2 separate regions of the Homo sapiens genome follow, and region 2 is linked to region 1. Evidence: chromatin contacts called from ENCODE POLR2A ChIA-PET data. All regions are on one chromosome and are shown on one strand. The core of a region is the stretch at or near the end of the contact, and the rest is flanking DNA. Distances in the headings are between cores, read along the strand shown.

Region 1 (3,230 bases), core at 60-2,559:
GTGACTCTCAGTAGCAACACCATTGCTAAGACCTTTCTGCACTAGTGTTTTCTGGAAAGAATGGTACTGTTTTACCTTGCAGTAGTAAACCAAGAGGAGGAGGAGCATCCCAGGCAATGGGGAGTAGCATATGAGAAAGCGGAGATATGAAAGGACACCAGGCATTTGTGGAAAACTGAATGATATAGTCCCTAGAGAGACAGACAGTTTGGGAGAAAGAACATCACACCATTTGGGAAGATCTCTATGTGCAGGATTATAAAAAGCCTTGAATACACAGCTTGCTTTTGGGAATAGGGAGCCATCTAAGGATTTTAAACCAAAGAGAGATGTGATCAGCTTTCCCTTTCAAATGAGGCATTAAATGCAGTGAACTGAGGGAGACTCAAGATGGCTACAGTACATTAGGCAAGAGACCTAATGGTCCTGAACGAGGCAGGCCAGCTTACAGGGAGGAGAGGAATCTCCTTCTGGGGGCTCTGAGAACCTAGGGCTGGGCTTAGAGAAGTCACTTTTAACAGATTCTCAACCTCTGTTAACACTTCACAGTGAATTAGTAGAGAAGTAGAGAGAAAAGAGGGCAGAAACCAAAACCCAAAAGCAGAAATCGTTTCCCAGGTCCCTGGTCTTTCTGTGACCCACTGGTACCAGCACTTGTCCATAGAAAGGAAGCCATGGGTTCTCTGAACTTGAGGGAAGGAGACAAACAGTGCCTTTGCAACAATTTCCTGTGTTGGCATTTTTTTTTTCAAGAAGAAAAGAAAAATGTCATTTGAATGCAGAAACACAAGCTCAATTCCTAGCAATGAGCTTCTGATAATAAGGAAAAAGAACCAGGACCATTTCAACACCTAGGCAGATCACAAAGCCACCAAGGGAGTCTTCTCTGAGGAATGGGGTATTAGGATAAAGCAGTGTGATGACAATGGGAAGGTGTGTGGGGCCTGGACGGTACCCAGGGTGAGTGTCTGAATGACAAACAGATCAGCATGGGCAAAAACATGTCTTCCCTGCCAGCATCTTTCAGTCCCAAAGGAGACCTCTACAAAGTCAGAGGTTATGATACCCCAATGGATACCAACAGGCCAGCACCAACCAGAGCAAGCCTGGGGATCCGAAGGTCACAGTGTAGATGTAGACCAGGCCTGTGGTCTCAGAAGATGCTGACCTAGTTTGAAAGTGAGGACTCTCTTCTCCCCTTGGGCTATTTGTCCTGTGACGTTATCCCATCTTGCCCATCGCCTGGGACCATCTGGTTTATTTAATCCCTGCCAGTTAAATGCTCATGTGTGGCCCAGGCCTGCCAGTGGGATCCAAGACAACAGAATCCTTCTTTTAACAACTCTGACAACATCTCCCTTTGGTCTGAGTTTGCATGTCTGACGCCCAAATCCATGATAGCAGTCTGGGCCTCCCACCAAGTCTTTTCATTTGAGTGCATTTTAAAGTTATGAAGTACTTCAAGTGCACTGAAAAAAAAATAGAGACAAAAATCCACCTCCTGCTCAGATTCGATGAAACAATGTGTCCCATGCAAGGGACATCAGCAAGATTCCAATACGAGAAGTAGCTGGTGCCATGAGAGAGAAGGAGCCTTGGGCCAGTAGACAGAGCTCTGAACCTGGTTGTGAAGGCCTGGATTCCAGTCCTCACTCTGCTCCCAAAGCTCTGAAAGCCCCAGGGAATCCTGCTCTCTGTGCCTCAGTCCCCACAGTCTCCCTGTTAGTTTCTCCTTATTTTTCCAACCTCTCTACATGGGGATTCCCTGGGCTCAGCTCTTTGGCCTCTTTTCTTTCCTCTCTACCCTCACTCCCTAAATAATCTCATCTAGGCTTATGACATTTAAAACCACCTAAATGCTGATGGCTCTCCAATTTCATCTCTAGCTTGGGCACCTCCTCTAAACCACAGGCGTGATATTTCAACTGCCACCTTCGCATTTCTCATGTTTAATGTCTAACAGAATGCCCATGTCCAAAACTGAGGTCCTCATATTGCCCCAAAATTTGTTCCTCACGGCCTTCCTCATCTCAGAAAGTAGACACTCCATTCTTCCAGTTGCACAGGCCAAAAATCTTGGGGCGTCTTTGACTCCTCTCTCTCTCATACTGCACATCTGAGTCACCAGCAAATCCTCTCAGCTCCACCTTTAAAGTACATCCAGACTCAACCACAGCTGCTACCACCCTGGAACGGGTCACTACAGCCTCTTGCAAGGAGTACTGCAGGAGCCTCCTGGCTAATATTTCCTCTTTCATTCTTGTATCTCTATGGTCTGTTATCAACTGGGTGACAGTAAATTGGGTAACATCACCCTGCCACTCAACTTCTCCAGTGGCTTCCTATCTAATTCAGATTAAAAACCAGTGTTCTGACAGTGACCTGATCCCCGTTACCACTCTGGTCCTACTGCACACATTAGCCTCCTCATGTATGAACATTTCAGGATGCTCCTGCCTCAGGGCCTTGGCACCTGCCATTCCTCTTATTTGTTTCCTTCATCTTTTTTTTCCCCCAGTGTCATCCTCTTAGTAAGGCCTTCCCTCACTACCCAATTTAGATTGTAACTTCATTCCCTACCTTTCCTATCTCCCTTGCCTACTTTGTTCTTCTTCTTAGTATGTAACCCTATCTAATATACCACACATCTCAACTTACATTGTGTATTGTCTAGCTCCTCTATCCACAATAACAGCAATTTAGTAGCTCTTCTCTGCCATATCCCCAAGTGCCTAGAAAAATATCTGACACATAATATGCACTCAATAAACATCCATTAAATGAATGAATCTTGAAAATAGGGAATATTTTACGACATTCTGTAAATATCATTATGACCCTATTAAGATGGTGATGTAGGATTATTGAGCTTGTTTTAAAAGAAGTGAAAGGATAAGAAAAAGACGGAAATTTCATCACTATCACCCAAGTTCTTGTATAAAACAACACCTCTCAAGGTAACTGCCTTTAAAAACTTGAATTCCTTTAGAGAAAAGTCAGAGAGTAAGACATATGTTTGTTTCCAGATAAGAAAGGGAAAGAAAGATGTTATGAAGGTTTCAGATAAGAGGGTCAAACACCAAATCAACCTAGGCAGACTGAAATCCTGGGGTAACAATCAGATGACCTGTTGGAAGGGTCAGGGTTAGGACACCATTCCAAATTCCCCTCCTTCCCCAAAATAGGGCTAAGTAGCAGTTTGTGATTAAGGTCAAAGCTGGCAGAGACCC
Region 2 (3,253 bases), core at 630-3,129, 150 kb after region 1:
TCTCTACTAAAAATACAAAAATTAGCCAGGCGTGGTGGCGGGCACCTGAAATCTCAGCTACTCAGAAGGCTGAGGCAGGAGAATCGCTTGAACCCCGGAGGCAGAGGTTGCAGTGAGCCAAGATCGCACCACTGCACTCCAGCCTGGGTGACAGAGACTCTGTCTCCAAAAAAAAAAAAAAAAAAAAAAAAAAGAAAGAAAGAAAGAAAAGAAGATTGCCTTAAAACTGGATGGGGAATTGGAAGCATGGGTTCCAGTCCTGCTCTGTGTCTAACTCACTCCATGGTATTAGATGGACCATGTCACATCTCCTGGCCTCAGGTGCCTTATTTAGACATAACCACCTTGTAAGGCCCTGCTGAGGGGACCAGCTGTTCCTGGAAGAATAAAGCTGTTCTCAAACGCCTGTACTTACCTGCAGGGGGAGTGTGACCTGGGTTTGGAGATCCTCTTAGGGGGCAGGGGAGGAGTTCATGCTGAGAATAAGTCATTGGCAGAGCAGCAGAGCCCTGGGGAACATCTGCCAGGAAAAGGCTACACCAGGGCATGGAGTGCTGCTGCTCAAGACACTGTTTAAAGTAACCTTCTCAGTTAGAAAGTAACAAATACTCACTGGGGACAGTTAGAAAATGCAAGAATAGAAACACACACACACACACACACACACACACACGCACGCACGCACATCTTCAGATATTACCACTGTGCATATTTTGGACTTTTTTCTTCTCAAATCTGTTTTCCCTCTGTTATAGACTGAATTGTGTGCCCCCAGAATTCCTATGTTGAAGCCCTAATCCCTAATGTGACTAATACCCTGTTTGGAAATAGGGCTGTGAGGGAGGTAATTAGGATTAAATGTGTCATGTGGTGGGGCCCTAATCCAATGGGGCCAGTGTCCTTACAACAAGAAGAGACCCGCAGAGCTCTCTCTTTCCACCACGCACAGAGGAAAAGCCATGTGAAGACACAGCCTGAAGGCATCCTTTCTCTGATTCGGAGAACTAGTGACTGAGACTGTGTCTGCTGGCCCAAATCAAGAAGCCCCAGAACTCATGATTGCCATCATGATTAAATTTTAGCTCCAATTATGATATTAATAGACTGTATGGCAGGGGTTCCATCAAAATCACCCAGCTCACCATCGCTGGTTTTAGACCCGTTGTTGATGGAAATCTCGCCCACCTCCCACCCGCCCTGCCAACCCATCCAGATACCTGTCTTTCAGTATCTTGAGAAGAAAAGTTGGAGCTTCCAGAAAGCTTTGGTGATTTAAAGTGCTGGTGGCAAACACCTAGAACCAAATCCCACCTCTGTCGCTTACTTTCTGGGCTCCTGTGAGCAACTTAAACTCTGGGAGCCTGAGTTCTGAGGTAAAATGGTGGTTGGTGGTCATACCTCACAGGGTTTGCCATGAAGATCAAATGAGAGAAGGCATGTAAGACCCTTAGATGGTATATATAATATATTTAACAAATGGCATCAACTATTATTTCAAGATAAGCCCCACTGAGTAATCTGGAAATGTCCTGGTTGCAGTCCAGTCAGTGTGGACTGTTGCTAGGCATATAGGAAGTAGGTCTTCTCTCTCCAGCTAGCACAAAAGCTTCCAAGGAAGCCACTGGGTCTTCTTGTCCCATTGTCTCCTCTCTCAGGCCCACAGGGTACAGGAGGTACTGAGTTGAGTCTCACAGAAACCTTCTTACTCTTATAGTCAAAACTGCATTTATTTAAAGACCTGTCCATTTACATATATCATTTTTCCTGTTGACTCTCATAGCCACACCTGGCACAGAAGTGTCACATGCCTGACTAGGTCTGCTGGCCTGAAACCTAACAGTATGACACCATTCTCTATAAAAAGCCACCTTCTCAATAAGAAAAGTGCCTTTTTTGTTTTGCATGCCTTCATCATGGCCAAGGGAGGGGAGCTGAACAAATGTGGGTCCAGATGGCTTTAGAAGAGAGCTGCTAAAGCCAGGCGCAGTGGCTCATGCCTGTAATCCCAGCACTTTGGGAGGCTGAGGCAGGTGGATCACCTGAGGTCAGGAGTTTGAGACTAGTCTGGCAAACATGGCAAAACCCTGTCTCTACTAAAAATACAAAAAATTAGCTGGGCATGGTGGTGCATGCCTGTAATCTCAGCTACTTGGGAGACCGAGGCAGGGGAATCACTTGAACCCAGGAGGCAGAGCAGGGAGCCGAGAGTGCACCACTGCACTCCAGCCTGAGCGCAAGAGCAAAACTCTGTCTCAAAAAAAAAAAAAAAGAAAAAGAAGAGAGCTGCTGTCAGGAGACCTCTCCGTCTGGGAAAAGAACAAGCCACTCAGAGGCAGAATTCTACCAAAGCAACAGCTATTCTCTCAGTGACTTCTGGGTGCCAGATGTTCTCCTTGTGGAGTGGGGGTGGGGACCCCGTTTACTAATCCACAGAAACAGACACAAAATAGTTAGGATAACTGACCAGGACAAAAGATAGAGAAGACAGACCACCAGCTTTTTAGGATATCAAGGTAAGAAAGGGCAATGATAGAAAGTGTCCATCACAGTTCAGTACCACCACAAGTGCTGTCATGGAGCGGCCAGGACTCGAGTACGAAAGGAACAGCCAGATACTTAGTGTTGCTTACAGGAGGTGAGAAAAGAGAGCTGACTTGCCTAAGAAGCAGCAGGAAAGGCTCTCTTGAGGGTGGGTAGTGTATCCCGGGAAGTGGGCCACCTTCCTCGCAGCCCTGGCACAATGGTGCACAGAGATCTAGAAGTGTAATGGGAAAAAAATCTGCTTCAGTAGAAAGCCATGCATTTTCTGAGCACACTCTTCCTCCCTGTCAGATTCTGATTCCACGGGAGCTATTTCGCAACCCTTTGTGAATTGTAGGCAACTAATACATGTGCCTACTGGGCAGGATGCTGCCCAGGAGAGTTTCAATTGATTTCTCCCCTCCCCCTGCCTTATCTCACAGAAAAACTAGTTCAACTCCTTTACTCCAAATTTGTGTTGCTTTGACTTTTCCTTTGAACCAGTTGTAATATCTGCCTGGTTCCATCATACGAGTAAAATAAAATCTTCATGATGAATTCATTTTTAATATCTGTATGAGAGTCATCATCTTACCTTTTTTTCCCTAAAAATTATCCTTTAACAGAAGTTTTGCCTCCCTTCTGCTAGATGCCTCTCAAGTGGTCTCAAGCTGACTCACCTTCCCTGTTGGGATTTGGGAAGGTGGAGTCATTCGCAAACAGGCAGAGGCAG

What was found. ChIA-PET counts read pairs that join two places held with the same protein, here RNA polymerase II (POLR2A).
Region 2: POLR2A ChIA-PET joins it to region 1 with 12 read pairs in WTC11. The contact joins two enhancer-like sites. POLR2A ChIA-PET finds 5 or more read pairs at or near these places in 2 of 52 experiments (WTC11 and activated CD4-positive, alpha-beta T cell).

Annotation. Positions count from the first base shown.
Region 1 is chr3:187,210,995-187,214,224 of GRCh38, reverse strand. No RefSeq gene overlaps it. Among named protein-coding and RNA genes, the nearest start is that of RTP1, 15 kb to the right of the region's middle. Within about 2 kb of position 1,309, at least 4 of the 41 ENCODE cell types and tissues checked have a DNase peak (open chromatin) inside an H3K27ac peak, as active enhancers do.
Region 2 is chr3:187,064,022-187,067,274 of GRCh38, reverse strand. The region is part of intron 5 of ST6GAL1 (ST6 beta-galactoside alpha-2,6-sialyltransferase 1); the gene reads right to left. Among named protein-coding and RNA genes, the nearest start is that of RPL39L, 74 kb to the left of the region's middle. RefSeq lists a silencer at 465-514 and an enhancer at 1,462-1,641. Within about 2 kb of position 1,879, at least 13 of the 41 ENCODE cell types and tissues checked have a DNase peak (open chromatin) inside an H3K27ac peak, as active enhancers do.